2 separate regions of the Homo sapiens genome follow, and region 2 is linked to region 1. Evidence: read pairs that join two places in POLR2A ChIA-PET (ENCODE). Cell type or tissue: MCF 10A. All regions are shown on one strand. Each heading gives the region's core, and the rest is flanking DNA. Links, peaks and the distances in the headings are about the cores only. Region 1 overlaps DOCK2 (dedicator of cytokinesis 2). Region 2 overlaps LOC105377714 (a long non-coding RNA gene).

Region 1 (16,069 bases), core at 5,710-8,209:
CTTCGTAACTGATACTCTAATACCACAGTGGTGGCCCCAGCATGCAACCCACCCATCTCTGCACAACCTTGCAGTTCAAGCATCCACTGAATCTTCTCTGTGTTTATTTGTTCAAAGTCCCAACAGAAGAGAGTGGTAGCTTGATTTCCCTTTGTAAGAAAGACAACCCAAGTCAGAGTTCATTGCCAGCCTAATAATGGGCCTCACTCTGGTGAGGGTGCTGCCCCTGGCAGGTCTAATTCTCTGTGACTATGAGGTGGGGTCACATGGCTTGCTACTCCTCTAGCAGGAGCCATGGGTGGGGACTGATTCTTTGAGTTGGAAGCATGAGTGGAAACTGCATCCCAAACATACCCAGGAGCAGAACTTCACTACAGAGGGACCAATTATACTGCTTTTATTGCCAAATGCAACAGTTGAAAGGATAGAGAGCATCACTCACTCATTAACTTGTCCATTTGTTCACTCATTCATTCTTCATTAACTTCTTAAATATTTGTTGGGTGTGTGTGCCAGGCATTATGCTAGTCACTGAGATTACTAGAATTAGGCCAATATGGCCCCTATCCTTCTGGAGCCTGTAGTCTAATAGGGAAGATGAAAAAGAATTTCATGAATAAATCAGTAACCATATAATTACAAATTGTGATATGTGCTGTTTTAATATGAGTGAGAATATTAGGAATGGTCTTGAATTAGATGATGTGAGAAGGCCTCTCAGGAGCAATGGGGAAAAGAATCCCAAAGCCAATGCTTGGAGGGATATTAATACATGCATCTTTGCTACAGTGGCTGACTGTACCTTTGGATTGGTCCCCAGAAATTAGTCTGGTGAAACAAAAATACATGGATTAGACATCTAATTCCTTCCTGCCACCAATTCTTAGGTGCCGGGGCTTCCTACTTTCAGATGCTTCAGCAATTTGGGTCTGTTTAGGAGTGCCTGCTGGGCTGGCTGTTTGAGTTCATGTAAGGAGATTGTCCTAATCCGTAGTTATATGGGCACCTCATTAGGCAGTGGACATCTTGCCCCTGACCATAATGTTTGCATTTGAATGAGCCTTGAAGACAGATTGTGTTTTCTAAGCTCTGCTTCCTCCTGAGATCAGCATCCTATTGCTGCTGTCTTTTGAGAGATGAAATGTAGTCACCATACTGCTCCGCTAATTTCTGGACCTTTGGATTTGTTTTTTTTTTCAATAGTCAATTACACATGGGTGCCACAGTCTGTGCTCTGCAGCATATGTTCTGCAAATGGGGAATGACAGTGCTTATCACCACGCAACTCCAGAGGAGTCTGGGCGGAGACACCACAAATGTTCCCTTTAATAGGCACTTTCTCCTTTCTTCCCCCTTCCCTTAATTGGTGTGAATTGAAAAACAGTCAGGCTGAGTTTGTGAGCTGCTTAAGTCTTATTCTGTTGTTAGTTCTCCTTGGAGAAAGTCATTCCTTGTCTCCCTGCACCCCACCAGGTCAGCTTCTGCTTTGGTTTAAAGTCATGGTGGCAGAAACTGAGGCTGGAGAAAGTATGACCGCCAATGTGGACACTTTCCAGAGCCCTCTCCGTTCATCACTCTAGGGCAGTGGTCTGCAACCTTTTCAGCACCAGGGCTGGTTTGGTGGAAGACAATTTTTCCACAGACTGATGGGGAGGTGGGGCGGGGCGGGAGGGATGGTTTCGGGATGAAGCTGTTCCACTTCAGATCATGAGGCATTAATTAGATTCTCATAAGGAGCATACAACCCAGATCCCTCGCGTGTGCAGGTCACAATAGGGTTCCTGCTCCTGTGAGAATCGAATGCCCCTGCTGATCTGACAGGAGGCAGAGCTCAGGCTAATGCTGGATTGCCTGCTGCTCACCTCCTGCTCTGCAGCCCGGTTCCTAACAGGCCACCAACCAGTACCGGTCGGTGGCCTGGGGAGTTGGGGACCCCTGTTCTAGGGCACTCAGTTCCCCTGACTGCACACGGCCCCTTGGATCACAGCCTAAGCTAAGATGATGGTTGGAGACATAGGTGGACAGTATGACGTGCACACTGTCACGGCACAGGGTCTGAATGGGGTAATAGGCATTTGTTTGGTTGAATTAAATGGTGCAATGCCAGGCCTAGAGACACCCTGACTGACATGGTGGGCTGCAGCAGCAGGGCCATCCCAGTGTCAGCTGAACCTTGAGGGTTTGCCTGGAAAGTGGGTTTTTGCTGCTGGCTTCCCTGGCGGTGGCAGTCAGGGAAGGACCCTTCTAAGTAGAACGAATAGCCAATATAAAGAGGAGGAAGCCTCTCTGATGTGTGGGAGGCCAGTGTGGCTGCAGTAGAGTAAGCAAGATGCAAAGCAGTAAGGAATGGATTCTCTGAGAGAGGTCATAGGGAGCAGTGCCTCGTAGGTATTGTGAGGTCCTTGGCTTTTACTCTGAATGGGGGAGGGGGACATTGCAGGATTTGGAGTAGAATTGTAGGACGACCTGTCTTAAGTTTTAAGAGGATTGAACATAGCAGTTTTATGGTGCATTAATCAGGGGGAATTAAATGTGGAAGGAGAGGGACCAGTTAGGCAGCAACAGTGATAACTCAGGCCAAGAGATGGCGGTGGCTTGCAGCAGGAGGGAGCAGTGGAGACAGTGAGATATGCTTAGATTCGGGATGTATGTGTTGTAGGTCAAGCAAATGGGGTTTTCCTCTTGGAATGGATGTGGGTATGAGAAGGAGAGAGGAGCCAGTGGTGACTCCGAGGTTTCTGGTCTGAATAGCTAGAAGAATGAGGGCTGCATCGAGGCCTTCCCTAGTGAAAACCTTGATCTAAGTAGTCATCGACATTGGCATAAATCATGCCATTGCCTTACCTTTTGTACCACGGTACTTTTTTTTTTTTTTTTAATTTTACTGACAGTTCTGGGATACAAGTGCAGAACATGCAGGTTTGTTACGTAGGTATACATGTGCCATGGTGGTTTGCTGCACCTATCTTCCCGTCATCTAGGTTTTAAGCCCCATATGCATTAGCTATTTGTCCTAATGCTCTCCCTTCCTTGCAACTCCCCCACCCCCTGACAGGCCCCAGTGTGTGATGTTTCTCTCCCCGTGGCCATATGTTCTCATTGTTCAACTCCCACTTATGAGTGAGAACAGGCAGTGTTTGGTTTTCTGTTCCTGTGTTAGTTTGCTGAGAATGATGGCTTCCAGCTTTATCCCTGTCCCTGCAAAGGACATGATCTCATTTCTTTTTATGGCTGCATAGTATTCCATGGTATATATGTTGACATTTTCTTTATCCAATCTATCATTGATGGGCATTTGGGTTGGTTCCAAGTGTTTGTTGTTGTAAATAGTGCTGCGATAAACATACGTGTGCATATGTCTTTATAGTAGAATGATTTCTATTCCTTTGGGTATATACCTAGTAATGGGATTGCTGGGCCAAATGGTATTTCTCGTTCTAGATCCTTGAGGAATTGTTTTCCACAATAGTTGAACTAATTTACATTCCCACCAACAGTGTAAAAGTATTCTTATTTCTCCACAGCCTCACCAGCATCTATAGTTTCTTGACTTTTTAGTAATCGCCATTCTGACTGGCATGAGATGGTATCTCATTGTGCATTTCTCAGATGATCAGTGGTGTTGAGCGTTTTTTCATGTTTGTTGGCCACATAAATGTCTTCTTTCTAGAAGTGTCTGTTTATATCCTTTGTCCACATTTTGATGGGGTTGTTTGTTTCTTGTAAATTTGTTTAAGTTTCTTATAGATTCTGGATATTAGCCCTTTGTCAGATGAGTAGATTGCAAAAATTTTCTCCCATTCTGTAGGTTGCCTGTTCACTTTGATGATAGTTTCTTTTGCTGTGCAGAAACTCTTCAGTTTAATTAGATCCCATTTGTTAATTTTGGTTTTTGCTGCAATTGCTTTTGGTGTTTTTGTCATGAAGTCTTTGCCCATGCATATGTCCTGATTGGTATTGCCTAGGTTTTCTTCTAGGGTTTTAAATTTTTATTTATTTATTTTTTTGAGACAGAGTCTCACTCTGTCTCCCTGGCTGGAGTGCAGCGGAGCAATCTCGGCTCACTGCAAGCTCCACCTCCTGGGTTCACGCCATTCTCCTGCCTCAGCCTCCCGAGTAGCTGGGACTACACAGGAGCCCACCACCACGCCCGGCTAATTTTTTGTATTTTTAGTAGAGACGGGGTTTCACCGTGTTAGCCAGGAAGGTCTCGATCTCCTGACCTCATGATCCGCCCATCTCAGCCTCCCAAAGTGCTGGGATTACAGGCATGAGCCACCACGCCCAGCCTCTTCTAGGGTTTTTATGGTTTGGGATTTTACATTTAAGTTTGTAATCCATCTTGAGTTAATTTTCGTGTAAGATATAAGGAAGGGGTCCAGTTTCAGTTTTCCACATATGGCTGGCCAGTTTTCCCAGCACCATTTATTAAATAGGAGATCCTTATTCCATTGCTTCTTTTTGTCAGGTTTGTCGAAGATCAGGTGGTTGTAGATGCGTGGTGTTATTTCTGAGGTCTCTGTTCTGTTCCATTGGTCTATATATCTGTTTGAGTACCAGTCCCATAGCATGGTACATTTACAAAGCCCTTGTGTCATCATGTTTAGCCCTCACAGACACCCTAAGAAAAATAACTTCTGTCTTCATTTTGCAGGTGAGGAAACTGAGGCATAGATCTTTGAGGTCTCTCTGAAAATTCCCTCTATTTTATGGAAGTTGCCCCTTTTCACCTTGTCTTTTAGTTAGGTAACTGCATGTCATCTTCCCCACTAGCTGGTACATTGTTGGAGGGCAGAGCTGTATGGAGGGTTAACTTTGAGTCCATTCAGCATCACTGCAATAGCAGGAACGTGGTAGGTCAGAGAAACTAATCATTATTGTAGCATAGGTCCCATTGAGAATCCTGTGACCGCTAGAAACACACTTCTTCCCATTAAAATATGCACATGTGCAGTTCTGCATTGTAATGTCGCCAAAACTCATTCATGGAAGCCAGTTAAGGTCCCTGGCAAAATGTGCTTATTTTACTCTGTAACTATTTAGTAAACAAATACAATAGGTATAGCCAAAGCATTCTGCCTAAGGTTTGAATTCTTGAAGCCAGGAGCTTGTCAAGAGTCGGAAAACAATTCTTACAGTCTGTTCAGATCAATTAAGTTCAGTAAGCCTGTCCTGAGTGATGGTCCTTAGCTGGGTGTTTGGGCCCAGAGATGAATAAAACAGTTCGGGAAGCTTACAGTCCAGTCATAACCTCTCTTTCTGTATGAGGCAGCAGAGAGCACCATTATTAGTACTAATGTCCCCATTGGACAGGTTGGGGGCAGTGCCCCCTTTGCTTCATGTTACTAGAGCTGCCATCATCCCCTTCATACTTCCTTGCAGCCTCATGTTGAATGATCTGGGCACCTCTGTAGAATGCAAGCTCTATGATGGCAGGGCCATGTCTGTTGTTCTTCTTCAGCACAGAGCAGGTGCTCAGCGGCTGCTGATTGGATGGATGAAGAGGTGGATTCATAGGTGGATGGATAGTTGTTGATTAGATGGATGGGTGGGTAGATGGATGATAGATGGGTGAGTGGATGCATGGATGGGTGGGTGGGTAGATGAGTGGAGGGGGAGGAGGATGGGTAAAGGGTAAGAGTTGGAGGTTTTAAAATTTTCTGGTGGCCTTATAGGATTCAGATGGACTGAGTTGCCCCATCTTGCCTTTATCTTCCCACCTCATCCATTTCCCTGTCAGGAGGCGAGGTCCTGTGAGAGCACAGCACAGCAATAAATAGAGTACTCTTGAACTCGTCTCCAAACAGTGGACTCCTGCAGATGGTCACTCTACCAAGCTCACCAGTTCTCCCTGGGACTCCATTAAGATGGCCCTGCCATTCATCCCTCACACATCAAGCTGGTTTCCCCCCTCTCTTCCCTGCTGTCACACCCTCTCCCCACCTCCTTGGGGGCTCTCAGTCCAGTTCTTCCCCTTGCCAGTCTCTGCCCCTCCCTCTCCCTCCAGTCTCACTTCCTTAGTGGGGCCTCTTTTTCCCTCTGAGAGTCCACAGCTGCTGTGACTTGCAGTTTAGCCTTTCACTTCTGAAGACAGCTCTTTGTTTCTTGTGTGTTTATTTTGTCTCTTCGACTAGATTTCACAGAAGCTCAGGAGAGCAGGAGCCACCCCCTTTCACCCCACTTTTCTAGCTGCAGGATCCTGCAGAGTGCCAGACGCTCTCTGCATTTGGGGCTGGAGGGCTGATTTGATTGATTTCACCATAAACTCTCTTCCAACTCTGTAGTGTGTGTGTGCATGTGTGAGTGCAAGAGTGTGTGAGAATGTGTGTGTGAATGTGCCTATAGGAGTACTAGAATGGAGAGAGTGAAATCCAGCATGATGTTTCAGAGCAGGGTTTATCAACCTTGTCACTATTGACATTGTGGGCCAGGAAAATCTTTGTTATGGGGCTGTCCTGTGCACTGTAGGATGTTTAGCAGCATCTCTGGCCTCTAGTCACTAGAGGCTAGTAGCACTGACACCCCCGACTCCCCTCCCCCAGGTTGGGACAAGAAAAATGTCTCCAGACATCAACAAATGTCTCTTCTAGTGGGGCAAATTCGCTCCCAGTTGAGATCACTGTTTGAGAGAATTCACTGGAATCCTAACTTTCGTCTTGTCGGCTGGGCATGTCACTGGCTCGCTAAAAACTGTGCGCTACAATATGCAGCCCATAAGGTTGTTATCATGATCCAGCAAGAGGCCTAAAGCACCTGGCACAGTGCTGGGACCAAATGCATCTCCACTCGTGAGAGGCGATGTGAGTGTGGTGCATGGCTGAGAGAGTGTGCTCCGGAGCCAGCCTGTCTGGGGTGAAATCCTCACTTGGCCCCTTCTTTGCTGTGTTCACCCCAGGATGTTTACTTGATCTTGCACTACCTCAGTTTCCTCATCTGTAAAACAGAGACGATAATAATCACACCCACCCCAAGAACTGCAGATTCACGATGAAATGGGTGGCTGTGCGTAAAGCCCTTGGAATAGTGTCTGGTATGCAGGAAGTGTTTGGCAGAGGTTAGCTGTTCTTCTGCTCTCTGCTCTCTCCTGGTGGGTGGAGGAACACCTCCTCCTTCTAGGTTCCCTCTGGCTGTAATTCTTCTGCCTCATTTGCTGCTGACTAGCGCCCGCCCGGGTTTGAGCTCTGGGGTGGCTGCCAGAGGCTTCTGCTGGGTCATCGCAGTCACCCTCGTGGATGCAATGTCAGGATGCTGCCTCAGTGCGGAGGCTGTCAACACCTGTCCAGAGACTTCAGGCACACTGCTTACGCATTTCGATGAGCGCATTTCACTTGAATCCACCAAAGTGGACCTGCTGCTAGTTCTATTTCCCCCTGGAGTGGAGACTCTCCAAAGTGAGCTTCGGGCAATTACATTCTTTCTCCATTATTGCTTTTGTTCCTCTTACACAGCCACTTGTCCAAACTCTATTAACACTTGGTGTTGGCTGAAGCTTGTGTTTTCAAACATGTCAGCAGATGGCAGGGCCCCAGATGAGGTACGAATCCATCTTGAAGGGTCACAGGGCACTCGATGGCTGCAATCAAAATTGGCAGCCAAGACGTGTCTTTTGAAGCAATCTTGATAAATGCAAGAAAGAATATAGCCAGAAGAAGGGACATAGCTGCCCTTCATGTTCATTCACATCCCTTCCGTCCAATGAGCATTTCTTAAAAGTTCAATAAACATTGATTGCACTTCTACTGTGGGCCAGGCGCTAGGAATTCAGTGGTCAACAAGATAGGCTCAGTCTCCATCCTTACTGAGGCTGGATGTAACGAGGATATAAACAAGCCCAGTGTATGTGTAATAGAGTGTGATGCCTGGTGAGGAAGCAGGGACTCTGGACTCCACTCTAGGTTTGAATCCGCTTTCTGCCACTTTCTGTGTGGCTATGAGCAAGTTCCTTAACATCTCTTTGAGTTTCTTGTATGTTACAGGAAGAGTAATAACTTGAGGTTACTATGAAGATTAAATGGGCTGATACAAGTAAAGTGCTAGGGATTTTTTTTTCTTTCTTTTTTTTTTTGCCGGCGTCTTGCTCTGTCACCCGGGCTGGAGTGCAGTGGTGTAATCTCGGCTGACTGCAACCTCTGCCTCCCAGGTTCAAGCAATTCTCCTGCCTCAGTCCCCCGAGTAGCTGGGACTACAGGTGTACCCCACCACACTTGGTTAATTTTTGTATTTTTAGTACAGTCGGGGTTTCACCATGTTGGCCAGGCTGGTCTCAAACTCCTGACCTCAAGTGATCCACCTGCCTCCCCTAGTGTTGGGATTACAGGCGTGAGCCGCCGCACCTGGCAGTGCTGGGGATTTTGTCTGTCTTATCTATCACTGTGACTATAGTACTCAGAGCAATATCTAGCACCCAGTAGGTACTACATACTGTGTCTACAGTAGTTAGGACAGTATCTAGCACACACTAGATGTTCACATGGATATCTGTTGAAAACACCATGGAGTATATACTTGGCATTTAAAATGTGCTCTAAATATTTACCATTTTCTTAGGAAACAGGGTGTGCAGTAGTTAGAATTTAGACTCCGAGATCTATCTATATATCTTATTAGGTGGAGAAGTTGTTTACCCACCCCTTCCTCAGTTTCCTTATATATAAATCAAAGAGAAACATTGAACTTATCTCCTAAAATTGCACAAAGCACAGAGACCCTTCTTTAGTTGTTTTTGTGAGCCACTGTGCTAGAACAATGGTGTTTACTTTCACCTTAGCTCCCTCTATTTGAACTCCTGATGAATAGAGTACTTCAATATGTTTAGGTGGAATTGGTAGCTAATCAGTGGATTCGATTTCCAGGGTTGCTAGAAGTTCCATCTGCCTCAAAATAGCAGTCCGGTGGCTTGCCAACCTGGGATTTCCAATGTGAGTCCTTGCTGGAGTCAGTGACCCAAGATGGCTCCATACTTGGGAACATCCCTTTGATCCTTGGCCATAAATGCTTTGTTCTGGGTGGGCTTGTCAGGATACCAGTTTCTGTTTTGGTTCCTATGTATGGTGCTTTGGTACAAGGAGAGGTCAAGTCTTTCCTAGGGAATGTGTCAGTATTCCCCAGGGCTTGGCGACCTGGCACGATGGGGAAGCTGGAATGAGTATTTGCGGGAATGGCCGAGGGCCTGAGGGCTGTGGGTAGGCTTCCCTGATTTGTCTATCTTTTGTGGACAGGCACTGGGCAGGGTGGAGCAGGCTATGATTTCTTCCTCTTGTTTTTCTGCCTTTTTCATCCCTTGTTCAAAAGTTGAGAGTGGTTAGGCCCATCTTAGACTGGTCAGAAGCAAACTGAAGGACAGAGATAAGCCATCAAACGTAGCAGAGGGGAATTCTGGCTTGGAGCTTCCTGTTAGTCATCTAGAAGACTAAACAGAATTGGGTATTCATAGGCAAAGCCACTTCCTTTGTCAGTCATGTCTGCTTTTCTTCAAATGGAGCCTTAAGAGGCCCTTATGCAAAGGCAGAAATAGATTTATAAATTAAGTGCCAAAGTCAGTTACTTTCATTTTTGTAATCAGTGAGTACTTGGAATGAATACGGATCTTCACTTTGAATACCCAGTTTCAAGATCTGTCCAGGACATCTTAAGCCAATCTACTGGCACCTTCTCACCTGACATTGCTGGGCAGAGGATGAGGGAAGATTCCCGAGGAAAGCAGGGAGGAGCTGGTCACGGAGTAACACACGGTCCTGCCCCACCTCCACATATCTGATGGACACCCCTGATTTGCTCGTGCTCCAGAGACTAACACACATTGTGCCTGGTTTTCTTCTGTTGGAAGCCTCAGTTGCTTCCACCATCCTGTCCAGTTCTACTGCCAAGTCCTCAGGCAGACCACTTGGGCTGAAAGAGCAGGGAGCAGAGTCTACCCAGTGAGGACACCAGCAAACTGGAGTATGTCCAAGCAACAGCAGCCTATGAGGGGAAGGGGGTTGAAATCAGGCCAAGTGCGGAGGGAATGAAGAAACAGGCTGCGTTTATGCAGGAGGAGAGAAGCCTCAGCATCCCCCGAGGGCCCTCTCTAGATTTGCTTTTGGACAAAGGATTAATTTGATTAAGTGTTGGTCGACAGAGCAGTTGGTTGCAAAGTGCAGGAAAGGAGATTTAAAGGCTACACAAAGCTCTGGAGGAGTGAGCCTTGTTCAGGAGATAATATAATGCTAATAAAAAGAAAAGTGACTACATTTACTGAGCACTTACTATAGCTGGACATTAAGTCAAGTCGTGTATGGGCATTAATTTCAGCTGAGCCTCCCAGGAACCCAGTAAGGTAGGGACCATTATTTCTTGCATTCTACAGTCAGAGGAACTGAGGCTTAGGGAGATTCAGCCACTTGCTCAAGCAGGCTGCCCCTGGCTCCTACAGTGCCTTTGTGTGGATTACAAAAAGATATCCTTCCTCTGGTGGGCACAGTGCCAGGGCAGGGTGCAAGCCTTGGCAAGCAGATCGCAGGTTGGGTGCCAGCCTTCACTGCTCTCTTGGCTGGGTGGCCTTGTGCAGGGCACAGCCTGGGCAGTTGTACACTGCAGCCCTAGGCTTGAGGCCAGAGCCAGGAAAAGACAGAACTGGCCTCAAAAGCCACATCTGTCTGACTCCAGAGACAACTAGCTCTTAACTCCTAAGCTTTATCATCTCTCAGGATGGAGACTTCATCTCTCTGAATGCACACAAAAGGGAGGTTAGGGATATGGGGCACACCTGGGAGTAGAGGGGACAGCCTGTGCTCCGTTCCACTGAAGCATCCTAAAAACCCTGCGAGATAGGTACTGTTAACATCCCCATTGTAAGAAAGTGAGGCAGAGAGGTGAAGTCACTTGCCCAAGATCACACAGTAGTGAGTGGCAGAGCTGGGGTTCCTTCTGAACCACTCTGGTCTTTTAATGTGGTTTAGGCAGACGTGTTGGGGTGATTGGACCAGGGGAAGGAGGAAGGAGGGAAGAGAGAGGGAAGGAAGGGAAGGAGATAAGTGGGAAGAGGCAGAGATGAATGAGAGTTAGAGACTGGCGGTGGTCTCTGTGATGCAAAAGAATCTGCACAGAACCCAGTGGCATTTCACCCAGCTTCTGCATAGGGGTTAGACACAGAGCAGCATTGGCTATTTAGACCCTGGTCACTTAATGGATCAGCCTACGGTCCGTATCCTCAAAGGTAAAAGGAGGTAATTATGAAGAGGTGTACCTGTAGAGTAGAGGAGTAGGAAAGAGCATGGGCCTGTACTCCCAGTTCCAGCATTGTATGACCTTGGGCAAGGCAAGTAACCTCTCTCTGTCTGAGTTTCTGTATCTGAAATTTGGAAATAATAAGACTTCTCACTTGCAAGGAGTGTTGTGAGAATTAAAGGAGTAAATGCACATGGAGAACTTAGAATCATGTCTGGGATATAAGTGATTGCTACACATTCGTTCTTATTAGGATCCACACTGATAAGCCACTTCCAGAAAAGTGGGGCCTGCCTACGTTTAGTTCCTCTTTAGGAATAATAACCTTTTTACAGTGGTATCTTCTTATCTTAGCTCCCCACCCAACATTGTGGGGTGGGTAAGAGTGGCACAATAATGCCTACTTTAAAAGTGGGGAAACGGATTCAGAGGGAAAGTGAGTCTGTTTTGTAGCTGTCACCAGCTAGAGCGGGTTTGGAGGAGTCTGGAGACGTAGCTACTGCCTGTTGTGTGGGCAGCAGCAGGGCCAAGGGCGTCATGAAGGACTGGAGCTCACACCGGGGCCTTCCTCCTGGTAAATCTCCTACACAGGTTCCTTCCCTTGCGTAGCCCTCTCCATTGTCCCAATGGTGCTGTGCTGGTCGGGGAGGAGCATGGGCCCAGCTCAGCTGGCCCTGCCTGCAGGAAGCCTCCTGTGGCCCCCATGCATGGCTCCAGCATGTTATCTCCTGTGCTCTCAAAGCACCTGTACCTCCTGAGCCCAGACCATCCATCAGGTCATTGCAGGTGGACCTGTCAGCTTCTCCCATTAGAATACAAGGCCCTGGCTGTCTAATTCTACCATTTGGTTACTGGTTATGGAGCATTACAACATGGCAGGCTCTTCACACACTGGGACTGTCTTTCTTTCTCATAATAATTTGCCATAGATCCCTGGGGTGCCTGAGCTGGGACTCAACCCCAGGCCTGGCTGAAGGAGGGGCTCAGGGTCTCAGAGGCCACAGCTGCCTGGCTCTCCTGCTATCCTGCTCACCAGTGCATCTCTCCTACCTGGTATAGCACCTCACCACACTTCAGGTGCTTAGTATGCAGTTGTTTCTTTTTAATTGTAGCAAAACATGCATAACAAATGATGTAACATTTTAACTGCCTGGTGTACAGTAAGAGGACAGTCCATAGTAAATAGCAGCCTCCTTGTCACTCAGGCTCAATGCAGGGCCTGTGTTGAGGAAAGGTCAACTTTGGTTAATAGAAGGTCTTGGGAGCCAGGCTGAGTCTGAAATAACTCTTGTGGCAGGCAATAGGTTTCTGTGTTGGTTTTGTTTAGCCCAGGTGGGCTGCGTGGGCATGGGATGGACTTGAGGCAGGGAAAGCAGGAAGGAGCAGAGACTAATGAGATCTAGAGGTCTCACCTAGCTGTCTTTCTTTCTGTTTCACAGCCATATACAACTTCCAAGGCAGCGGAGCCCCCCAGCTCTCCCTGCAGATCGGCGATGTGGTGCGAATACAGGAGACGTGTGGAGGTGAGTCACTGGCCCACGCCCCAAGTGCTGGACCCTTGGCTGATGGAAGCCTATAGTACACCCAGGCCCCTCAGCGCTGTCTCTGAACCTGCAACTGTGTGGTCTATTTAAAAACGTTTTGGTAACGCTAGTAATTAGAATTTACTAAACAGAAATGCTTTCTCATTTTAGGAATGTATGTTTCATAGCAAAAGCCTAACTGGGTGGTTCGATGTTTGTTATGCTCTCCATTTGCTTCAGCCATGGGGCTATTCAGCCTGTGACTCTTCCTAGATACAGTTCTTTATTAGTATTAATATCACGATAAAGGGAAATAAGCATCATTAGGGTTTGGAAGGGTCCCATAAATCACACCTCTAATTCCAGGAGAGCCGATGTGCACAGTTGTGTTGTTTGTTTACTGCATGAAGGCACCCAGCCCAGGGAGCAGGAGCTCACTCCCCTCCCCAAGCTGGGAGCCCTGTCTTGGGCAATGTGGTGGCATCTCTTTCTTTCTCCTACAAAGATGCCATTGCCTTGTGAAGCCAGGTGTCTACTGGGCTGCGTCCACCCATGGTGGTGTGCTTGTAGGGAGTGCTTTTTAAAATTTGCACAAAGATGAATGGCCTTGGACTCATAAGTCAGGCAGTTGGAAATCAACATGTCATTGATAAACTTGATATTGGGAGCATGGCTTGGGCATGAGAACCAAATGAGCTGCTGATCTGTTACCTGCAGTCAGGCAGGCTCCCACCCCTCACTGGCCCAACTGGCCTACCACAGTTCCCTCCTACCTGGGCCTGCTGATACCTCCTGCTGCATGGAGGGCACAGAGCCTGGGCTTCCTGTGTCTCGGCAGAGTGGTAGAGGAAGAAGAGAGAGTGTATTGAGCACATAGGCCTGTTCTGCCCCCAGTGAATCCATTAGAGGAGGCCCTGGGGAGGGAGTGACGGTCAGGGAGGAGGCAGGTGTGCCACTGTGAAGGAGTCCTTTCATGGGGAAAGGCGGTCACCTGCAGGAGTAGCCATCTTTGGTCCTTTCCACAAAATAGACACTGTGCTAAGTTCTTTATAACACATGATCCTAGTCACTCCTCACCACAACCCACAGGACAGGCAGTGTCATTTCCAGTGCTGGATTAGCTACATGCAACCTCTTAGGCAACAGAGCCCCTAGCTGGGTCTGCAGATTTGTACAAGGATGCTTGTGTAAACACATACACACACACAGACACACACAAAGACACACACAAACATACATATGTACATATATACACATATGCATACCTGTGCATGTAGATACAACCAAAAAACATACAGAAAACCATTTTGTGGGCAAATAATTTGAAATTTGATATGTCAAGACAACTTTAAAAGGGGTCATGGGGGAAATGAGAACTTTGTTCATCTTCCTTATATTTATTTTATGCTTTAGTATTATTTTTACTTGGGGTTGTAGATGAGGGGATACCGTACACTTTTCAGTGTCCAGGGCCTGCAAAGTTCACACTCCGGCCCTGTTGAAACCTTTTACGCAAGGAGTGGACAAGGCTGGAGGAGAGGGGTGGAGACGCTGTCCTAGAGAATTGAATTGGGTCTGTGATTCCACGCACGCTGCCCCCTGCTCACAGCATAACCCTATCTTTTACAAATCTAGTTCTGCCCAGTGGCAGATAAGCAAACTGTAGGTGACTACCAAAGGCAAAGAATGAAAATAAAAACAGCAGCAACTCTCCTCAGTGCCTCTTTCATGCTACTGGATGCTAATCCTGAGAAACAGGCACGAGACCTCACATTTGCAGATGAGGAAATGGAGGCAGTGAAATGACTCATCTAAGGTTGCACAGTGAGCTAGTGGATTTTTTTTTTTTTTTTTAAGACGGACTCTTGCTTTTGTCTCCCAAGCTGGAGTGCAGTGATGCGATCTCGGCTCACTGCAGCCTCCGCCTCCCAGATTCAACTGATTCTTGCGCCTCAGCCTCATTCGTAGCTGGGATTACCAGCATGTGCCACCACGCCTGTATTTTCAATAGAGACGGGGTTTCGCCATGTTGGCCAGGCTGGTCTCAAACACCTGGCCCTAGGTGATTCGTGCACCTCGGCCTCCCAAAGTGCTGGGATGACAGGGGTGAGCCACCGCACCTGGCCCCAGTGGCTCTTTTCTGATAGCCAAGCCCACACTCTTTCCTCCACCCATGCCTGCCAAAACAATGACAAGGCCTTGGTCATTATTTTCTGTGTCCTACATTGTGAAATCCAGATGAGTATTTTTCTCTTCGTTGTATGCAGTTTCCCTGAATAGAAAGCTTGAGGGAATAAACCTCCCACACAGGCTGCCATAGTCAGAGCCTTGCCAGTACCTTTCCCTGGCCTGGTGCCCTGACCTTTACGAAGGCTACTCTGGTGGACTCAAGCCACCTTTATTCATCTCTGGGACACCTTTATCCTTTCTTTGGTTCTGGTTTTCCATTTCTAATTCAATTAGTCTTATTTTAATGTATCTTTGTAAATTAGTCACAATAACTTGCTGGAAAAAGCTGGATATATTCATTGGTAAATGGCTAATAATTTATTAATTATTTGAAAAGACAGTGTTTGGAAGTCTGCTAGAATGATTCTAGCTATCTGAGGAAATATCATATCTCCTGGTACGCAAATCATTAGGACTTCTCATGCATACACTCATGGCCATGCAGAGTTTTCAAATAGGGGATCCAAAGTCTTCTTGGGGTGCCTTGAGTGGCAGAAGGTAATGGAGCTGGAGGGGGTCTGAGAGCAGGTCTGGTGTTGTCTGCCTTCAGATGGGGTGTATGGTCTGTGATTCTGATTGAAAAAAAAAGATTCCTCTAAAAATATAAAAGGTGTGAAAACCACAATGTTAGTCAAAAATTAGTCAAAACTGTGTAGTAGAAAGAATATGGGTGTACCCGTGAAACCTTCTTACAGAAAACTACTTCAAAACCAAAATCCAGCCAACTGAGAGGTGAATCACAATACAAGAATATTGGATTAAAAATCTGTGATAAAAGGAAATAGTGGCTAATATTGGGTCCAAATGAATCGATTTATAAAAATTGATATTAAAAACAGTAGGAATTTCTTGTAGAAGGGACAAACATAAAAAAGCAGTGTGATTTTTTTCCTCCAACCACTTCCTTCAGTCATATTTGGTTGACATCTTTCCTGAGATTTGGTGGCATCAGAAGACTTTATTTAATCTTATATCCATGTGCTGCTCACCCACTTCTTCCCTTTCACCCATTCAAACAAGACCTGGGGAAGGAGTGAGTTTGGGATGTTTTCTTTCCTATTCTTTGTCTTCTCTACTGAAATAAGCCTAATGATTGGCCAGTCCACTGTACA
Region 2 (17,049 bases), core at 5,920-8,419, 81 kb before region 1:
ATTCTTGGAGCTGATATTCTCAATTAAAGAAGAGTGAAGATCCATGATGACAGAATGCAGTCAATGATTTCAGATAGGATCCTAGATGAGAAAGAAAACATTCTAAGAAGGGCATTGCTAGGACAAGTGAAAATTGTTGTATATGTATGTATATTGGTAATAGCATTGCATCGATACTAAATCCCCAAATTTGATAAGGTAGAAAAATGCTTTATTCTATGGAGACAAATGATGAAGTATTTCAGGGTGAAATGTCATGATGTAGGTAACTAACTCCATTGATAAAGGGAAAAAAGAGAGAGAGAGGATAGAGAGAAACAAAGCAAATGAGACAAAATCATAACCATTGCTGTATCTATATAAAAGGTATACAAATGTTCATTATATTAGTCTTACAACTTTTGTGAAGGTTGTAAGACTTTTTGAGGTTTTTCAAAGCTAAACACACTTTTTATATGGGAGACAAGAGAATCAGAAAGAAAAACTAAATAGTGAGATGCTTGTCGGGGACTCTCAGCAAAGGAGATAGTGTTTGATAGTGTTTGTTGCAAAAGGAAAAGTACATGCCAGAGTATGTTTGGGAAAACGATGGTAGAGGGAATTTGTACCCCACTTCTCACCTGGATTCTTGGGAGGCAGCAACCTTGCACAGAGGAATAAGGTAAAGAGGGCTGCATGGGATGTTGAGGGCCAAGAGGGCTGAGGGCAGCCAACCACATCACCCAAGGCTTTGCATCATTTCCCAAACTGCAGAGGAATTAGTGAATGGCTGACAGTGGGCTTCTCTCCCTGACGCCATGATGCTACCTGCCATTCCAGGAAGAAGGGTAGAGAGAAAAAAATGCTCAAACTACTGAGTTTAATCTGGAAAGACTGATCTCACCCACAACTGACTAATTTGATTCCACTCCACTAAATTTATTCCACAGAATGGGGGCTCTGGATTGATATGAAGTTCAGTGCTTAAGAAAAAAAAAGGGAGTATTACATTTTTTATATACCCGTGTTTCTGCGGCATGAGAGTCTATACTCACAGCAATATTTTCTAGCAAACACATATTGTTTGGAGAGTAGTAATTTATTCTCTACTTTGAACACTGGTAATTTAATCTGTATTCTCTTCCCAGGGATCCCCTGTGATCAGCATTAATGGACTGGGGCGAGAACAGAGAAGGTGACTTCACATTTATGAATATCAAATAATGAGGGCTCAGCTTTTTGCCTTCCAGCAGTCAAGTTCTTCTTCTGGGAAGTGCCTCTCTGTCGGGGTAACAAACATTTTTAAGTTGACTGATACATTTTAAAAGTAGTATGTAGAAAGGCTTTCTAAAATCAAAATCCAATTTTAGTGATTACATAGTTGTTTCCTTAAGCTCAGGCAAGGCACTTTGTATACTCATAGAATTTTGGAAGAATTTTACAGTTATAATTGTCAGCTTAAATTGTGTTTGAATGTCAGTCCTCTTTTAAAGAAAGAAAAGACAAGAAATATTCCTTCTACTTTGTGTCATTAAGCTGGATTTTTACTTGGCAGCACTCAAGGTGGGGATTTTGCAACATTAAGATAACAATCTCTTCTCTGTAGATTTTTAGTACCCCAGGGATTCAAAGATCAAGTTGCTTAGAGACCCCATGGAATTTGCAGAAAAAGCAAACTCTAATCTTGACATCTGTAATTAATGTTTTTATCTTACTCCTAAAGTTTAGTTTGCTGGCAGCTTAGCTGCTCTTTGGAGCGGAATAAGGCTCTTTCTACACCACGTCCCACATGACTTTCTATCCTGAGAGTGGGGTGGGGAGCTCTGGGGCTCTCTATGGGCTCTTTTCTCTTGGGCTCAGTGTCAAGCTCTTCTTCTAGTTATGTAGTGGTTGCATATATGCCTAGGTTTCCTTCCAATCAATCGTGCTGCAGGTTTCCTAAGCTAGGCTAATGCTTGCCTTGTTTCCAGTGCATTTTATATTGGGCTCACCGACCAATACATATGCATGCGTAGAGCACAGGATCAATTGTAGGTTGTGAAAATATCTGTATAACATATTACTCAGTGAAATGTGAAAATATCTGTATAACATATTACTCAGTGAAATGTGAAAATATCTATAAAATTCTGGTACAATTTAAATATATATCTTTTTCTCAGTAAACAAGACCACTGGCCACTCAGGCAAAAACAAATTAACCTGAGCTGTATATGTACATAAACACACACACATACATGCACATGGGCAAATATGAATTTGTGATTGAGGCATGTGCCAATTCTAATCGCTCCCACATTTTTTTACATAATTATATTGTAACTCTTTGGACTAAGGTGCACAAGTGCTTGTCTGACATACCAATGAAAATGAAGAGAGGTAATCTATCATCCCTCCCACCCTTAAAAGACAACGTAGTCACCTAAGTAGCCAAAGTTGTCACAGAGAATATCATGATCATCTTTTGTGCATTCCACAAACATTTATGGAACTTCTAGTCTGGGGCCTGACATCTTCACTCAGAATGCTACAGCAAGCAAGACAAAGTGGGTCCTGCTACCTCTCAAGTGCTAGAGGGGAGAGAGACAATGAGCAAAGAACAGAATCGATAAAACAATCACCAGATGATGGTAAAAGCCAAGAAGAAACTAAAATAGGTGATGTCATAGAGCGACTGTGGGACTGCATCAGATTGAGAGATCAGGGAATGTGCCAATGAAGGTAACTTATGAGCTGAGACCTGAATCACCAGTGTTTAGGATATAGCTCTATGGTCTAATTTTTCAGGTCATTTTATGATGTGGCTCCTTCATGCACATTTAAATGAAGTGATTAGAATACACACCTGGTGGATAGGGTTCTATATTATACCCTCAGCTACCTCCCACTTCCTTTTTAAGCTTCATTCTAAAATGACATTTTAAAAATGTAAGTGGCAAAGCTAGACCCATTAGCTATAAGTGATATAGAAATCCCAAAAAGATGTTCCAGCAGGGATTGAGCTGGCCTTTTAGACAAAAATAATGAGGTCATTGCTTTGTTGACTGCCATCGACTTGCATATCTCAGCCTCTATCAGTGACCAAAATCATCCAACAAAATGACTCCTTAAGTGCTTATGATGAAGAACAGCTACCAGAACACCCAGGCAAGCATTCTTACACTCATATCTTCTGTGAATCCATCAGCCAGCAGTTCCCATGCTCAGGGTAAGGAGCAGACATATTTCTTGTCAGTAAGTTTATCTATTGAGATGCTGTGGAATGTTCTTATCCATCATCTTGTACATCATATACCATAACTCTTATGGCTTATGACTTGTAGACAACACAAATAGCCACCTGAAGGTGTCCTCATGCAAAATTTTGCTGTTGAGAAAATAACCACTAGTCTTATAACCCTGTGGCAATCCTTTATTCTCCCTAAATACTAATTTTTGCATGTCAAAAAAAGTTAAACAGATGAACTCTAAATTTGAATTTTAGTCTTTTAGATTTCCTAAAAATGATTCAAACAATATTTCCTTGCAAGGGAAGATATAAAACATTTGCTTGAATTCAAGAAAGAGTAATATCTGAGCATTTTGAGCACTGTATCCATTGGGCATATGCATGGCTGCAACTAATGAGAAAGTAAACAGTGGCTTCAACAAATAAGGCTTTATTTTTCTCTCGTAACAAGCAGCCTGGAGGTAGACTTTAGCTGGCTTTTGCTCAGCAGCATCACAATGTTAGGGTCAGCATATCCCTTGCCTATTCCTTGCCTATCCCTTGATCTTTCCCTTATCTTGTCACCTCAAGTTCACAAACTGGCTGCCGCAACTGCAAAAATCATATCCTCATGACTGACTGAAGAGCTGGAAGATTAGTAGAGGCAGGAGGAGTGCCATCCAGGTTTATCTTTCTATATGGGGAAAAAAAAAAGTATTTTATAGAAGCTCCTGCAGCAGCCAACTCCTTTGGTTTCATGTGTCATATGACCAACTCTAGGTCCAAAGTGCCTATGACTTTGCTTCTCCAGCCTGAATTGTGGAAATCCCAGTCTTTTCTATGGTTTTTGGGTCAGCCAAGAAACCATGTCTACCACAATAATTTCTGTATTATATCTTCATATCCCTACACATCTCCTTCATTACACCTCCCAGGATAGTTATCTAGGTAGGGTTTGACTAAAATACGGACATAGAGCCAACATTAAACTATTGAGTAACTGAGATTTTTGAAGGCACTGGCTTATAGGAAATGTTAGCAGGAAAAACCAGTACCAACTGAGTCAAACAGGAAAGACTGCCTCAATGTTTGCCAAAATACATTAAGGCTAGCAGTTGGCTGATTTTCAAAAAATATATTTTCTAATTGTAAAAGAAATATAAGCTTATTTAACAAGAATTTTTGATTGTAGGGAATCATAAAAAGAAAGTGAAAGTCATCTAAAAGTAACTCCCTACATATTTGGTATATTCCCTTCAAAACATTTTTTGTAAGCGTTCTGCACATTTTCTTCCTTTCTCCACTCTGTTCTTTCCGTAACTATGCTAAGTTCTTCTGAAATCTGCTTTCATCTACCGAATATATCCTCGTTCCCTCTGCATATGGTTGCTGTGTTATATCCCATTATGAAGTATCATTGTTAAGAACACAGATCACCCCAGACCATCTGGGTGTCACCCCTAACGTGACCACTTATCAGCTGCATAACTTCTTTGTGGTTCAATTTTGTCATATTTAAGATGAGATAATAATACTATCTATGTACAGGATTGTTGTGCAAATTAAGCTAGTTAATCCTTGTAATGCACTTAGTAGAGTGACAGGCAAATAATAGAGCTCTATAAATGTCAGCCAGTTTTATTGTATGGAAATATGTCAACTAATTTTATTAATCTTGAATTGGTAGATATTCAAATTATCTTAAAATATTTGATTTGATAAATGGCCCATCCATTAATATCCTTGAAAATACATCTTGTCAAATAATGTCCTAAGGATACATTCCCTCAAATATAATTGTTGGGCCAAAGGATATCCACACTTTAAATTTTGACAATTAATTTCAAGCTGCTCTTTAGAAAGCTTGTTCAAAGCCATGTAGGAATTGCCTGTTTTTGGGTAAAGGAAGGTCTATTTTCCCATTCTAGACATTAATTTTTGCCAAACCAGCAGTGAGAATTCTCATTACTCTTTTAATTCACGTTTCTTTAATATGTAAAAAGGTTTAAAATTTTCTAAGTGTTTTTTAATCATTCATATATACATTGAGATGGAGTTTGGTTCTTGTGGCCCAGGCTGGAGTGCAACGGTGTGGTCTCGGCTCACTGCAACTTCCGCCTCCCGGATTCAAGTGATTCTCCTGCCTCAGCCTCCTGAGTAGCTGGGATTACAGGCATGCACCACCACGCCTGGCTAATTTTTTTGTATTTTTAGTAGAGACGGGGTTTCACCATGTTGGCCAGGCTGGTCTCGAACTCCTGACCTCAGGTGATCCACCCGCCTCAACTTCCCAAAGTGCTGGGATTACACACGTGAGCCACTGCACCCAGCCAATCATTCATATTTTTAATGAATCATTTGATTGTGTCCTTAGAGGCTTAATGGATTTTTTGTTGTAGGGGTCAGGTGACTTATATGCCCTTTAAATTAAAGAGTCCAACAGCAAAAGGGAGTCTGACAATATTCCAAACATTTCTTTTTGCATTCTCAATGACTGCTACCAAATTTTTCTCAGTTTGAAAGAAATAGCTGGTTAAGAGGAATTTTCAGCCTTTGTGAGATGTGCATCTGTTTAGAAAAGTCTATGAAAAGGGAATAGTAAAAAGATGTGGGGAAAAAAAACAGAAGAAAGCTATTTTAAATGAGAATGAGTTACTGAGTTATCTATTTGATCATTTTTTATTTTGATTATATTCGACTTATTATTTTGACATGCCCTGAATTGTCAAGGAGAAAAAATGAGACTACTGTTTTGCTAAGTATTCCTGGTATGCATCTTTGTGGGGGTATGAATCACATAAGTCAACTTTTCAACTTTCCTAGGACCACTTGCCTCAGCATCACTCAAAGAGCTTAAATATCCAATTCTGGAATTTAATCCTCCAGACACTAAAGATGAGTCTTTAAAGATATATCCCAGATAGCTCCATCTTGTAAAGGCCCTTTCTAGGAGATTCTTACATGCACAAATTTTGAAAAAAAAACTTTGGAAAATACCCATTTAGTACCTTCAGTTCATTCGATTGTTCATCCATTTGTTCAAAGAGTAATTAAAATAATTACTGAGCACCTACAATGTGCCAGCCACTGTTCTGGAGATGGAACAGTGAATTAAGCCCATGGTCTAATAGGGCTTACATTATAATGAAGGAAGTCAAACAACAACAAAAACATGCATTGTTATGCAAGGTGGTAAGTGCTATTACAAAGACTAAAGCAAAGTAAGAGGAAAGACAGTGATGTGGGGTGGGTACTACTGTAGGTTTATTAATAATCTATGACTTTCATTTGTCTCTTTTTTTGAACAATAAAGTTACTTTAATATCAATCTTAGAGGCATTCCAACTTCTCAGTTCACCTGAGTTTGGGGCTGCCTCTCTTGTCCTCAACATATTCTTGCTTCCTTCCACCTTCACCTATTCCTGGAGACCTCTGGCCCTATGGGGTATTAGCAAGGTATAGACTCAGTGGCCAAAGGGCTAGCCTTCTCCATCAATAGGACCATGAACAAACTAATGTGTGGTAAATAAAGAGCCTAGACAGCAATCAAGCAGTGATAAAATATGAACCAAGGCAATATTTACAGCCTACCTATGCCAATAAATTATCAACTGAAATCTTCAAGAAGCACACAGGCCAAGACATGGTGGAAGGATCCAGCACATTGGACAGCGCCAGTAGCATGGTAAGGTACAGCTGCGGAGGTCCTGCTGGCAGCTGCCAACTAACTTCCTGAGCATTATATTGCTCAATGCTTGGGTTAAATGAAGGTCAAGGGGTGGGAGGTGGAAGAATGAACCCAGAGCTTCAAAAGACCCTGAACCAAATCTGGTTAAACCAAGCACTGCTCAAGGAGGTTTTAGACCCTAAACCTAAAATGCAGCCAGAAACCCATACCAACAGTTACTCCTCTTTCAGAAGTAGCTGCAACAGCAACAGCAATGGAAATAAATATCTGGCAAACAGATTATTTGGCAGTTAGAGTTGAGTATGCAATTTTGGGTATACAAGTAGAGGTCTGCTCAAGTAAGACCAGAGTTTATTCTCCTCCTTCTCCTTCCCTTTCCTCCCCTCCTCCTCCCACTCCCTCTCCTCCTCCTCTTCCTCTTCTACTTCCTTGTTTCTTCTTCTTCCCTTCTTCTTCTCCTCCTCCTACTTCTTCCTTCTTTCTTCTTCTTTCCTCTTTCTTCTTCTCCTCCTCCTACTTCCTCTTCCTTCTCCTTCTTCCTCTTCATCTTCTTCTGCTTTCTTCATCCTCCTCCCTCTCTTCTTCTCCTTTTTTTTTTAAGAGACGGTCTTGCTCTGTGGCCCAGGCTGGAGTACATGGAGTGCAGTGCCACAATCATAGCTCACTGCAGCCTTGAACTCCTGGACCCAAGCAATCCTCCTGCCTCAGCCTCCTAAGTAGCCGGGACTACAGGCATGCACCACCACACCCAGCCAATTAAAAAATTTTCTTTTAAGGAAAGGGGTCTTGCTATGTTGCCCAGGCTGGTCTTGAACCCCTGGGCTCAAGTGATCCTCCCACCTAAGCCTCCCAAGTAGCTGGGATTATAGGCTTGAGCCACAGCACCCAGTAGAGTTTCTTAACTGGTATCCATGCACTGGCTAGTCCATAAACCCTATGATATAAGCAAGCCTCTCTCTCTCTCTCTCTCTCTCTCTCTCTCTCTCTCACACACACACACACACACACACACAATCTATAGGTAGATAGAGATCTGTGTGTGCGTGTGTGTGTGTGTGTGTGTGTGTGTAGCAAGGGGGCTGTGTACATGTACATTATTTTTTCTGGGAAGAATTCTTATAGATTTCATCAGATTCTCAAAGGAGACTGTAACCCAGTAAAGCTTAGGAACTATCATCTTAGACCAAGGATCAGTATCCTTTAGAACTTGAGCTGGAATATATAATTCAGCCACAGAAGGCTCTTGGTTAGAATGAATGTCATGGAATACTACTTCCACACAAACCCCAGCTACTGACACTCACCCTCAGGGTTATAAAATGTCTCATGCCTTGTGAGTTCAGTCCTTTGGACAGGAAGCTAAAAGTTTCATGTTCGTTATATATAAAGATCCAGGTTAGGGATTTTAAAAAACACATTACTATGTTAGCTAGCTGTCACTGCACGGTAAACCACTCAAAATTTAGTGGTGTTATTTACTTATGAATTGGTAATGTCAGCAACATGGATTAGGTTCAGCTAGACGATTCTTTTGCCTAGGAATTACAAGGCATGGGTTTAGAATCCCACATTATTTTTGCCACATTCATTAGTCAAGGTGCATTACAAGGCCAACCCAGATTCAAAGTTGTTGAGAAACAGACTACTTCCTCATGGGATGAGCTGCAAAGTCACACTGCAAAGGGGCTGCTCATGGAAGAATCACTGCGGTCATCTTGAAAACAATCTTCCACAGCTACATGCTGAAGAATTCATAGTTAAAATAATGTTATCTGTGATTTGCTTGAAAACATCCCAGAAACAAAAACTGGTGGGAAAATAATTGAAAGAAAAATGGCAAAAAGTGATCATTGTTGAAGCTTGATGATGGGCACATGAGGGTTATTTACATTAGTCTTTTTACTTTTGCATGCATTTGTAATTTTTTAAATTAAAAGGTTAAAATTAAATTAACAAAACACATGCTCTCTATGAATCCTTGTAACAATTATCTTTTCCCCTTTTACATGTGTGGACAGTGAATAGGGGGCAGTCATGTGACTGGTCATTTCTAAGGTCACTCATAGAATAATAGCTAATATTTACTGAAGACATAAAATGCACCAGCGCCTTCCCAACATTGTACATCATATCTCATTTAGTCCTCACGATACTACGCATCAGGTAGTATTATTGTCTCCATTCCTAAGATAAGAAACACCAGAAAGCTGACCAAGTTTACAAAATAAGTAGTGAAAGCCTGATTTGGATCCAAGAAATGTGGCTTCAAAGCCTCCACCCTATGAGGAGCAAAGCTGAGATTAGAATCAAGCTCTGTATGGCTCCAGCAGCAGGACCTCCCACTCCACGGTGCTAGGCTGGGACTTTCAGAGCTGGTGCTTCCCACGTCATTTTCCTTCGCTATACTGCCTGTCTGAATTTCCCTTCCCAAATTTGCACATTGCACATTAATACTGCACACTCAGTAGGGATCTGACTAAGTGGCCCACTTAGGGGCCCACTTAGTGGCTCACTTAGTCAGTAGGGATCTGACTAAGTGGCCCACAGCCCACTTCCCATAGGTGGAACACCTCTATTTTCTTCTACTAAATATATAATATATCTGTAAGTGCTTTATAAACTGTAAGGTAATTTGAAAGGTTCACTTGTTCTACAAATTAAGTAGCATTTTAAATGAACAACTAGTTGAAAAATTATTTTTAAGACTCTCCAAAGAAGTTAAATCTTGTGGTAAAGCTCTCCTTTGGAATTGTCCTTACCAACATCTGCAAGTGCAAGCGCGTTTTCGTTCAGGGTGAGAATTGTAGGTGAGAATCATCATTGTAGGAGGAAAAGCAAGAAGATTCATGAAGTGGGAGTTTGGGCTATCAAAGTTTGTTTCCAGGAATGACCTAAGAAGAACCAACTGGGAGCAGCTTGGGATTTTTCATTTACTCTTCCTTCAGAGTGAAGATACTCTGTGCTACTCCTAAATGCTCTCCTGTCTATGTGTTAGAGCCTCAGCCACTCCAGCCTGAGGCTGTAGCTTGTCACTCCCGACTCTGAGGAAGTAAGAGAGACAATGTACCAAAATACTCAGCAGGAAAATCAGAGTGGAGGGATTTCACTCCCATGTTATACGAAATAGCACTAGGCATTGCCTGAAAGGATCCTTTGTCCAACCCCATCAGCAGCAACACCACATCCCAACTGCAACGGAGAGGTCTATAGATGCAGAGTCGAAGTGTGTGCGTGTGTGTGTGTGTGGGTGTGTGTGTGTGAATGGATTCATGACTTATTTAGAAACATACCAAAACTTAAAAAGAGAACGTTTGCTCTAAGAGTTAGTTACTGATACAAAGCAAAGTGACAGAATATTTTATTGAGATTCAGAATAAAAATCGTTCTTCCGGGGTCCTATGTATCTTTTTGTAAGATAGGCTTGTGTTCCTTCCATAATAAAGGGAAAGTAAGTAAAATGGTGTCTTCCACACGTACAAGACTTGTCAACAGTCTTCTCCCAAGCATCCCAGCTGTCCAGAGGACATTAAAGGACTGAAGACATTAATTGATTGATAACATGGAGCTATGCAGTGCTTTCCAATGCTTCATCTTTCTAAGAAATCAAAATTAAGGAGCATGAGAAAGCAGAATCAGCTAATTACAAAACTTAACATTATATAAAAATATAGAAGGAGAGATAGAGAGAGAGAAAGAAGAGAAAAAAAGAAGAAGAGAGATAGAGAAGCAACCTTCTTACAGACAAGCTCCTTAATCACTCAGGTTTCAAACTCAGTCAATTACAATCACACACACAAAACAGTCAAATATTTAATAAAAACACAGTTGAAACTTGACCTCAAATACTTGTAGGTGCATTGTATGTATCAGGTTTCCCAGAAACAGGAGTCATAAAAACACATTATTTATCAAGAAGTATTTTCTCTCGCCATCCAAGTAAACTCTTGCCCTGGAAACCACACAGCTGTCGCCTTTGGGAAAGAGGTTGGATTGCGGGTGCTAACTTTCCTATCTTTAAGTTCCTTCAAACCAGGCAAAGGTAAATCAAAATTTGAATTCTCTTTAGCTTTCAGAATTTCAGAGAAACCAAAAGTCTATACCAGAATATCAGCCAGATACTATGAAGGGATCATAGTTGAGAGAGTTGGAACTGCTGAGTTTTTAATTTTAAAGTTGGTGCTACTCAGCCTGGAATGCACTCTAGGTCACAGCTCTCAGCACATGCCCCCTTGCAATCACAGCCGCCAGACATTTTTCTCTCACTGTGGGAAACTGTCGAATCGTTTTTCTTTGCGTGTGCATATTTAAGTCACGGGAAATGGTCTTTATATCCCACTCATAGGAATGAATGAGGTGTGAGAACATTTTAATTTCATAAAAATGTTTCATGTCTTTATCAGACTGGATTTGCTTTTGTTTCTTTTGCATAGCTGCTTAAAAATTCCAGTAATTCTAAAAGTGATGTGGATTCATTATGGGAAATGTGTACATACAGATAATAAAAGCAAAGAAGCAGAGGAAGCCATCTAAAGACATGCAAAGACAACTACTGTTAGCATTGCCTGTCGTCTGGAAGCCTTTCTTAAAATATAAATTTTTCATTATTAAGGGTCATCTTCATATTTTCAAGAAAAGTGCCTTTGAAATAATTTAGAATTTCATCACAATTCTGATACTTATAATTATAGAATTATGACATTATAATTTTCACTGTAAATAATGCTTATTGTAATAAACAATAAAGAACAATGAAAACTAAGAAATAAACCTAAACCAGTATCTATGTAATTACAGGCAATTAAGGGTAATTAAAATATAATTGGCCTTGGTTAAAGTCGAAAGAGATATCATTTGGGCCCCAGCTCTGACACTAACCCATAGTGTGATCAAGAATAAATTACTTGACTGGATGCGGTGGCTCATGCCTGTAATCCCAGCACTTTGGGAGAACGAGGCAGGTGGATCACTTGAGGTCAGAAGTTCAAGACCAGCCTGGCCAACATTGTGAAACACTGTCTCTACTTAAAATACAAAAATTAGCCAGGCGTGGCGGCGGGCACCTGCAATCCCAACTACTCAGGAGGCTGAAGCAGGAGAATCTCTTGAACCCAAGAGGCAGAGGTTGCAGTGACCCAAGATCATACCACTGCACTCCAGCCTGGGTGGCAGAGCAAGACTCTGTCTCAAAAAAAAAAAAAAAAAGAATAAATCACTTTACCTCTATTAAGTTCAGTTTTATCTGCAGAATGAAGTGGCCAGATTTTATTCCTAAGGTCCCTTCTAGCGTTAAAGTTGTCTGATATCAGTTGAAGCAGAGTCAACAGTTAAGCACCTCTTTGCTATATTTTACCTGTATAGGCAATCACTTCTAAATATTCAAATTACTAATTTTATTTTTCCTTCTAGATGAGCTTATCCAGATGATACTTTAATTCTTCATCAGTAAGAACACAAAGAAGTAAACCAACTTAAGAGTTATTATGTTAGTCATAAATTTATTCATATGCTAAGCAGACTAAATTGAAATATGACAAAAATGACTTTTAGAGCTACCACACAAATTTTTCCTCAAGCAGAGTATCAGATAGTCTATTGCAATATTAAGAACTTCATTTGTATAAAGGAGAAGAATCCTATAATCAGATTGGAGGACATTGGAGTGATAATATAATTGAATCTTGCCTCATGGCATGGATGGCAAATTCAAATGCATACAGGAATCATACACACAGGTAATATAAATGTCTTCTTATATCTGGCCCTTTTGAGAAAAGCCGATGATAAAGTGACAGGCCTTGGTGAACTGGAAAAAGCATACCCAGTATAAGATCCAAGGAACTGGTGGATTGTTGACATGAGGAGTATGGACACAAAATAGCCAAATCTGATTTTTCAAAATACACTGGAAATCCACATTGTGTGTGTGTGTATGTGTGTGTGTGTGTGTGTGTGTGTGTGTGTGTGTGTGTGTAAATTCCCAAGTTTCCAGCTTTAAATCAAATATTTTTTTTTTCTTCTGCACTGTGTGTGGGCCAAACAGCACAATGGTGGGCCACTAATTTGCAAACCTACAACTTATACTGAAAAACTGACTTCTTCCATTTTCTGGAAGAAGAGAGACAGAGAAGCAACCTTCTTACAGACAACCTCCTTAATCACATAGACATGCAACTGAAACACCAAACAGTGGAAGACCAAACCAATCATCTGTGGAGGGGAAGAGTAAACCTATATTGTAATAAAACAACCACAACATTTATGCCTAAGGAGATAAATTTTGAATATATTTTCTCCAAATAGCTAGTGATGATTGGATTGTTTTACCCACAGGCAAATAAACTTGCAATTCTTTGCTTTTCAGAGTTGACATCCTACAAATACAAACTAACCATTTTTAAATGAACTTGGTAAAAAGCCTTATTATCAATGTATGTAATTTCCTTTAATTAAGGTTGGGCAATAAAATTATCCCAAAGCCTCTGACCAAGTCCCCATCCTCGTCCAGCCACAGTGAGAAAGGAGGAACAATGCTAACAAAGATATTCCACTGCTGTGCTAATGCATCCAACACTAGCACACTTTTCCCTCCTTCTTGTTCCTATAAAAACATCTGTGCAAAGTGGGCCCAGCTGGCTTGCAAATATGTTCCAAGATGCAGACCAGTTTCCAGCCCCTTTGTATCACCCTTTGTCTTGTCTCCTTTCTGCCAGTGCGCATTTCTCTCTTAAGTAGCTAATGCTTAGTGAAAAAAATCAATGTTAACAGGTTAAAAGTTAATGTGCTTCACCTGTTTCACCTCCGTCCATTAGTAAACTTGGACCAGCAAAGGGGGATTTGACATATTACCTGTTTGCCTATCTCCTCCACGGGGGAAATTATGAGGGGTTCTCAAGAGTTATTCATCAAAACGTCAGGCTCCAATTTGGTAAAATCATTATAACACCTGCTTTCTGGGAATTATCGTGAAATCTCACTCCTTTTCCCTTTGTAGAGAACCTGCTGTTGGCTAAGAAATACACCCACCCACGACTTTTATTTACAGTTCAAAGTCTATTTGGGATGGTAGGAAGGAAGGAAATTTCAGGAATCAGCTAGTAGTGAACAGTCCTTAGAGACTGAGGCAGAAAAGCATCCAGACTGCTTGGGAAGCCTCCTGAGATTAGGGGGTTCTTACAACACTGCAAAGGACTTCCAAAGTTTCCATTAGTTCAGACTCACTGAGTTATGAGAGCAGTTCCACCTGGAAACTATCTCAATTTCAGCCAAGGCAGCAAGCATTTGATATTCAGATAGATTAAGAAGAATAACGTGTAAAAAAAAAATGTGAAGGGGGTTGGGGAATATGGGAGCAAGTCTGAGGCACTTGAAATCATCAAAAAAGTTCAAAGTGGCAAAATAGTGATCCCTTAGAGAGTACAGAGCTGGGGTTCCTGGAACCAAAACCTATACTCAGATTCAGGTCTTCACCTTTATCCACATCCTAGTTCTTGCACAGTAAACCTCCTCGGTCTTCTTGGCTCACTGGGGGATTTTAGAAGTATTTTAATTCCCATACTGCTGGTGGCTCTTTATTTACCACCTTCACAGCAAGAAAGTAAGTGCTAAAAGGCCACAAACCCTGAAGTTTCAAGGGATGGTGCTCGCCTCAACCCGAATTCAGCTGCTGACTTTCCCAAGAATAAGCCATGCTCTCCCACCTTTAGTGTTGCCAGATGTAGCAAATAAAATTGCAAGGTGCGAGTTAAATTTGAGTTTCCAATAATAGTAAATAATTTTTATTATAATCCCAAATATCACATAGGCATACTTATACTAAAAATATCCATTTAGTTGAAATCAAATTTAACTGGGTATCCTGTATTTTATCAGGTAACCCTGCTATGAACAGATTCAGAAAGATGGTTGGACTTTACAGCCTAGTGCATTGAAGAAGAAAATTCATTCAACAAAGCTAGTGAAGGGGAATTTTTAAAATGTATGAAGCTCTTAACTGCCAGAAAAATGCCAAAAGATCCACCTTATGTGCCTCTTTATGTGATCGGCTAGTCCAGAGATTCTACACCCTGGCTGCACGCTAGTCACTAGGGAAAGCTGAATGTTTCTGATGAGTGCACCCTTCCCTAGACCTAATGAATCAGAATGGAATTTTTTAAAGATGCTCCCTAATTCTAAAGAGCAGTCAGGTTAAGATGCACTGAGCTAAAGAGGCAATGAAGAAAAGCTGAAGTGTGGTAGAGAATGTATGACTATTTCAACTCAAGGTTCCTAAACTTTGCTGCAGATTGGATTCACCCAAGGTTTTTGAAAATCACTGACACCTGGCACCTACCCCAGACATTTCGGTTTAATTAGTGCTAGGTACAGCCTGGGCATCAGGATTTGTGAAAGTTCCTCAGGCTTTTCTAATACAGAACAAAGTGTGGAAAACACTGTGTGACCCTAATATACCTCTGTTTCTTAAGAAGAGAGCAGCTCTAATTACTTTCGTGGGAGTAGGAATGAAATCTGACCTTCCAACCATATTGAAAAATAAATTAGATATTACTTTTTAAACCTATTTTTCCCATGTTGACTTCAAGATTTAAACCTTATTAATGGGATGTTGTTTTCAGGAACTTAACTCTGGCTCTCTTTATAGGATGCGTATTAATCCCTTTGCCAGGAGTTTTATAGATGGGAGAACGACAGTCACCCAAGACCCTTCTACAACTCCTGCTTTCAGTCATATATAATGATAACGATTACACACCCATGGAACTCGGAGGCCATACTTCATTTGTATATCAAGATTGCACAAACTGATGGATTGACATGAGAAGAGTGTGATGCCAACCTCCAGACTAAGTCAAAGAAGGAGAAGAATAATCTGTGCCTTGCTAATGCAAATGTGGTCATAAGGGATGCTGACCTTTCTTACAAATTGCTAAATGCACACTGATCCCTCCAACATTTAAAACGTTACTCACCCTCAAGAGATTATTCATCCCTGACTTGACAGAGAATGCAAGAACATTACTTGAGTGCCAAAGCCAATAGATATGACTTTCCAAAGAAGCATGCTTTGTGGGAGGATATGGGCTTTACCCCAGCTGCTTGGGTAATCTGAGAGCCAAAGAAAGATATGACTGTCAGAGAAGACACCTGATGAGTTCCAGAACTTCAGTTTAGGGAAGTATTTCACACGACTAAACAATTTATCAAAAGTGGCCAAATACTGCTAGCAGTGTGTAGTATGTCATGGGTGAGTTGATGGGATTCGTTTGTGATGAAGCCAGAGTCCCAGCATCTTGCCAGGCAGTGGAGAGGTAAACAGACCAGAAAAGCAACGATTAATACAAAGAAAGGAACACATCTACTGTCAGGGCCACCTCAGGTTTTATCACCATGGTAGGAAGAAAAGGAGATTTTGCTGTCTGTCTAGGGTATTTCAAGTCCACAAAACCTTCTCATTCTTCATATTTTGAGAAAACTTTGGAAACATAAAATTATTTTTTAAAAACAAACACCTAACATTTCTCGTGACTGTACTTTTGAACTTTCTTACTTGCTCAGTTGATCATTTCATAACTAAAGGACTTTAAAGATTCCTGAAATTATACAATGTTTTTAATATTTTCTAGTTTGAAATATTAATATGACAACATGGGCCAGATTTGTTTTGAAGGATACACATAAAATCTGTCTATAACATGATAAAATATTAGGAAATATATGTTTTAAAGCTTTAAGTTCATCAAGGGTAGCTCTTGCTTTAAGATAACTTAATACGTGAAATTGAGTATTTACACAAAAGTGAACATTTACTTCAGCCAAGCATTCTTTACTTTCCAGGCCTCTTCAATTATTTTACACAGCACATTCCCAAGTACATTTAAAAATGCTTGAATTACAGATACTACATCAATAAATAAATTCTTGGTGAAAAAATACTTGTTCAAGTGAGGAAAACCTACATTGTCATAAGTGAATGAAGCAATTAAACTTGCAGAGGGTGTCAAATATCCCAAACTAGTTATTTGGTATACTGGTATACTCAGTTTGATTTCACGTAAACTGATTAATAAATGCTCAGCGCTTTTCACTCAGAATTAAGAATAACAATTCTTCTACAAGTTACTTTAATCTCTAACAGATATAAAAGAGTTCATAGATTTCCCACTTAAATCAATGAATT

The links. ChIA-PET counts read pairs that join two places held together with the same protein. Peaks named below come from ENCODE experiments on the same cell type or tissue, not always from the same donor. Only the 100,000 strongest peaks of a DNase experiment are listed, where the experiment ranks them.
Region 2: POLR2A ChIA-PET joins it to region 1 with 5 read pairs; 2 of 35 experiments call an interaction of 5 or more read pairs at or near these places.

The regions. Positions count from the first base shown.
Region 1 is chr5:169,641,759-169,657,827 of GRCh38, forward strand. It overlaps DOCK2 (dedicator of cytokinesis 2), which reads left to right. Exons shown (of 52, transcript NM_004946.3): 2 at 12,645-12,728. Among named protein-coding and RNA genes, the nearest start is that of DOCK2, 13 kb to the left of the region's middle. RefSeq lists a silencer at 8,329-8,388 and enhancers at 14,619-14,668, 14,969-15,018, 15,049-15,098. In MCF 10A, for the core only: no CTCF peak of the experiment used is centred there; no DNase peak of the experiment used is centred there.
Region 2 is chr5:169,560,412-169,577,460 of GRCh38, forward strand. All of the region lies in intron 2 of LOC105377714 (a long non-coding RNA gene), which reads right to left. It overlaps LOC105377715 (a long non-coding RNA gene), which reads left to right. Exons shown (of 4, transcript XR_941204.3): 4 at 1,128-1,311. Among named protein-coding and RNA genes, the nearest start is that of SPDL1, 15 kb to the right of the region's middle. In MCF 10A, for the core only: no CTCF peak of the experiment used is centred there; a DNase peak (open chromatin) is centred at 6,870.